Regions from separate parts of the Homo sapiens genome. Here region 2 is linked to region 1. A link is a loop called in an ENCODE intact Hi-C map of the cell type or tissue named here. Cell type or tissue: IMR-90. All regions are shown on one strand.

Evidence for each region. Hi-C counts contacts between places; a loop is a spot of excess contacts. Peaks named below come from ENCODE experiments on the same cell type or tissue, not always from the same donor. Only the 100,000 strongest peaks of a DNase experiment are listed, where the experiment ranks them.
Region 2: it touches region 1 in a loop (3.0-fold over the local background); 15 of 110 quality-filtered maps call a loop at or near these places.

Annotation. Positions count from the first base shown.
Region 1 is chr7:43,837,528-43,840,027 of GRCh38, reverse strand. No RefSeq gene overlaps it. Among named protein-coding and RNA genes, the nearest start is that of MRPS24, 31 kb to the left of the region's middle. RefSeq lists a silencer at 857-936. In IMR-90, a CTCF peak has its summit at 955 (motif pointing right); a DNase peak (open chromatin) is centred at 947; H3K4me3 peaks cover 237 bases; H3K27ac peaks cover 170 bases.
Region 2 is chr7:43,453,846-43,456,345 of GRCh38, reverse strand. It overlaps HECW1 (HECT, C2 and WW domain containing E3 ubiquitin protein ligase 1), which reads right to left. Exons shown (of 30, transcript NM_015052.5): 13 at 1-49. Among named protein-coding and RNA genes, the nearest start is that of LUARIS, 67 kb to the left of the region's middle. In IMR-90, a CTCF peak has its summit at 1,155; no DNase peak of the experiment used is centred here; H3K27me3 peaks cover 146 bases.

The DNA.
Region 1 (2,500 bases):
ATCATGGCTTACTGCAGCCTTGACCTCCTGGGCTCAGGCGATCCTCCCACTTCAGCCTCCCTAGTAGCTGGGACTATAAGTGTGTGCCATCACACCCGGCTATGGTGTGTGTGTGTGTGTGTGTGTGTGTGTGTGTGTGTGTGTGAAAGCAAGTTTATTAGAGAAGTAAAGAAACAAAAGAATGGCTACTCCACAGGCAGAGCAACCTAATTTTTGTATTTTTTGTAGAGGTGGGTTGGTTGCAGGGTGCAGGGGTGTCTAGGCTGGTCTCAAACTCCTGGGCTCAAGCGGTTCTCCCACCTCAGCCGCTCAAGGTGCTGGGATTAAGGTGTGAACCACTGTGCCTGGCTAAGTAGTTCTCATTTGACATTGCTTTCCATGTGATTTAATGTAACTTTAGAATTTTTATAGCTTGTATTATTATTTTTTTGAGACGGAATTTCGCTCTTGTTGCTCAGGCTGGAGTGCAATGGCGCGATCTCGGCTCACAGCAACCTCCACCTCCCAGGTTCAAGCGATTCTCCTGCCTCAGCCTCCCGAGTAGCTGGGATTACAGGCATGCGTCACCACGCCCGGCTAATTTTGTATTTTTAGTAGAGACGGGGGTTTCTCCATGTTGGTCAGGCTGGTCTCGAACTCCCGACCTCAGGTGATCCGCTCGCCTCAGCCTCCCAAAGTGCTGGGATTACAGGCGTGAGCCACCGCGCCCGGCCAGCTTTGTATTTTAAATTTAAGTCAATGGACTATTTTGAATGAATTTTTGTGAAACTTGTAAAGTTTGGATCTACATTTATTTCGTTCCGATTAATAATTTCTTTAACATTTTTGAGAAAGACACAGGATAGTGGGCCCCATTTTATTTTGAACGTCCGTAATCATGGCATTGAACGATCTGAATTTAATTAATTCAACCAGACAGCCAGGAGGGGGCACGCGGCCACCGCTAAACAGTGAGCGAGCGCCGAGGGCCCCGCGCTGCCCCAGATGACCAGCAGGGGGCGTGCGAGCCGCCTTGTCGGACCCCTGAGAAGCCCCCACCGCCTCCGTGCTCCTACTGCGGCCGCCAGCGCCGGGCCCGCAGTGAGGAGGAGAACCTCATTTTCCTCAACACAGATCTAAGGGGACACCGCCTCACTTTGAGACAACTTGAGGCTGCGTCAGTGGTGAGTAAAATCCTTCCTGTCACAGTCCTGACTACTGAGGAGCAGTTGGTCTTCAGAACCCCCAGTAGAGGAAGGGCTTCATGTGGAATTTTGGAAATAAAAAACCCCGGTTTCCACCACACAGGAGGTCCTTCTCAACAGCTAAGACACAGTGGCTGCTAGTATAATACCACGCAGCAGCCTTTTAATACTAACATCACATTCAGAGGCTTACCAGGGAGACTGGTTTCCTAGCTTTGGCTGAACTGGATTTGGGTCAGGCTTAGCCTCTGGAATGAAGTTTGGTGTCACCTCTGCTTTACTGACGCGGTATTGACGTGGTTGATTGATTGATTGATTGATTTTTTTTTTCTAGAGACAGAGCTCCCTATGTTGCCCAGGCTCCAAATCGTGACCTCAAGTGATCCGCCCGCCTCAGCCTTCCAAAGTGCTGGGATTACAGGCCTGAACCACCATGCCTTAGCCTTATTTTTCATTTTTTAGACAGTCTCAATCTGTCAGGCTGGAGTGCAGTGGCACGATCATAGCTCACTGCAGCCTTTAACGTCTGGGCTGAAGGATCCTCCCGTTTCATCTTCCTGAGTAGCTGGGACTACAGGCATGCACCACCAAGCCTGGCTAATTTTTAATTTTATTGTAGAGAAGATGTCTATGTTGCCCAGGCTGGTCTTCAGCTCCTGGATGCAAGCGTTCCTCACGCAAGCGAACCCAGCCCACATGGTTGTTTAAAAAAGTAATTACTGAGGTCAGGAGTTCAAGACCAGCCTGGCCAACATGGTAAAACCCCGTCTCTACTAAAAATACAAAAATTAGCCGAGTGTAGGGGCAGGTGCCTGTAATCCCAGCTACTCCGGAGGCTGAGGCAGGAGAATCGCTTAAACCCAGGAGGCGGAAGTTGCAGTGAGCTGAGATTGAGCCACTGCACTCCAGCCTGGGCGACAGAACAAGACTCCGTCTCAAAAAAAAAAAAAGTAATTACTTTTTGAGGCTGGGCGTGGTGGCTCACGCCTGTAATCCCAGCACTTTGAGAGGCCCAGGCAGGAGGATCACTTGAACCCAGGAGTTCGAGATCAGCCTAGCCAACATGGTGAAACCCCGTCTCTACCAAAAAATACAAAAATAGCAGGGCATGGTGATGTGTACCTATAATCCCAGCTACTCGGGAGGCGGAGGCAAGAGAATCTCATGAACTTGAGAGGTGGAGGTTGCAGTGAAATTGCACCTTTGCATTGCAGCCTGGGCGACAGAGGGAGACTGTCTTAAATAAATAAATAAATAAAAGTAATTACTTTTTGATAATTTCATTCTTATGGAAAACTTGCAATAGCAATACAAAT
Region 2 (2,500 bases), 380 kb after region 1:
TGGTCCACATAAAAGACCCGCCCGTGGCTGTCAATTCGAGCTTCCCAGTCTAGTGTTTAATAAAAAGGCAAAAAGAAAAATCAAGGACAAACTACTGACCCACGTGAAACACATACAACTTCCAAGTCTTCTGCAGGTAGAACTCACCATTGGTTCATGGCTGCAGGCCAGACCCTGCCCACAGCACCTGCCACCACGACTTCTGGGGCACTGGCATGAACTCGGGAGCTCAGAAAACAATTTAATGAACTTAGACTCTCTGCTGGGCCATATTAAACAGTAATTGTGGTTCCTTGATCAACACCTATGTTAAAATTCTAATACTTTCTTTTTTTTTTTCTTTTTGAGACAGAGTCTTGCTCTGTCACCCAGGCTGGAGTGCAGTGGTGCGATCTTGGCTCACTGCAACCTCCACCTCCTGGGTTCGAGCAATTCTCCTGACTCAGCCTTCCAAGTAGCTGGGATTACAGGTGCCTGCCACCAGGTCCGGCTAATTTTGGTATTTTTTAGTAGAGACAGGGTTTCACCATGTTGGCCATGGTTGGCAGGCTGGTCTCAAACTCCTGACCTCAGGTGATCTTCCCACCTCAGCCTTCCAAAGTGCTGAGATTACAGGCACGGGTCATCACACCCGTGATGGTGTGATGGTGTGACGAATACAAAAATTCTAATAATTTATAAAGAGAAAATCTACTGTTTAATGAATTTATTTCTTTAGAAATGTCCATCACCACTGTCACTCTTGTTGGCTACTCAAACGACAGCTGTGGAAGATTGGGGTATCCTCCAGTGCGAGCTGACACTGTGATGCTGGAGAATGCTTTCTTTGCTAAGTCTAACAGAGGGCGATTAGGTTCAGTGGAGAGAAGAATGGCCCTCAGATTAAAGCCAGTTTTAACTACTGTTCTAAAATCTTGGATGTGCGAATTTAGATGACCTCTGTCTTATACTTAGTAAACTTAATAGATTGCCTTTCCTTTTGAGTGGGTGAATGGAAGGAAATGATTGTTAGGGTTTCAAAACAGCGTTTTGATAAGTTGTTAATTAACAGTGTATATTCAACACGCAGCTGTCAAATATCTCTGGCCACCAAACGAAACCAGTAACTAGGAAGTACCCTTTTGTTGATAAATAACCATCACAAACTGTAGAGGGAGCCCGAGATAAAGAAAAGTTCCCTTGCTTCCCAAATTAAAAACAAAAGAAAACAAAAAAAAAGAAAACAAAAAGGTGGAAGCATGGATGATTCACTACATAATACAGGCAGGGGCTGAGCTGGGGTGAGGTGGGTGGAAAAGAGCTGGAAGCAATGTGTTCACGTCTGAGCGAAACATAGAAGAGCAATGCCTGCTGTACAGAGATGGGCAAAGCTTTTAGAGTCCACATATCACATTGTGGAAACAGCAGCAGTGTGATAAAGTTATGCTGAAAATGCACAAGACTAAAGAAGAAGAAGGAAAAGCAAAAGTGACTGCAAAAGGAGGAAAACCATCCAGCCTTTTCAGTGAGAAAAGCCATAGCTTTCGGGAGTAGGTCAGATACTAACAGTTTCATTGAAAACTTATCATTCAGGTAATGACATAGCAACTCTCATTTTTTTAAGGGAAAAAATATATTTGGCATATTTATGGTTTTATATGTACATAGTATATCTGTTTGTGGCATGATGGCTTATGCTTGACCTGATGGATTGTCAAATAATGCCCAGTAAAAACCAAAGTATCCCCAAACACCAAACTTAACTTATGAGACAAATTGAAGGAAAAATGTAGGCAGATTGTATAAATATGTCCTAGGAGATTTTGATTAAAATAGATCTAATGATTATCTAATGATAATCCAGCTGTCAAGTGTTAAGTGTAAATGGTAATTAGCTCATGGATGAAATTGTATATACATATGATTACTAGGTAATTAATCTTGATCTAGAAACTTAAAAATTTTAATGGATCCCAAACTAATATTAGTAAAAGCAGTAGGACAACTATTTTTCTTGAATCCAACATGACTGTCATCCAACAAAAAATGAGCATTAGTCTTTGAAGAGCATTGTGGAATTTAATTTGACTGAACAAACTGTGTAGCACTCACTCTGAACTAGAGACTGTGCCAGGTCCTGAGGACACAGAGATGAGTGACACATGACCCTGCCCTCCAGGAACCTACAGTAAAGAAAGGGGTCCTTCGCAGACAAAGGTTGGCTTTTATAAATTAAGGGAAAAAGCTAGAAAATGAAGCTGCAATAATGATAATTTATCATCACATGTTTCAATTCCTCATGGAAAAGTGTAGTAAGCCAAACAGCTGGGCTCTTTTGTCAATACATTAAATACCTGGAATGTATTGTGCTAATTATATACTCATATGTATTCAGAAAATAATAGCTAAGTGTAATCAGAAATTATGAACATGTTTTCTGGGTTGCTTTGTAAAGAATTTACTTTCACATATTTTATAACCAAAGGAAATAAATTTGAAATGGAACTTCAGGCATCAGCAT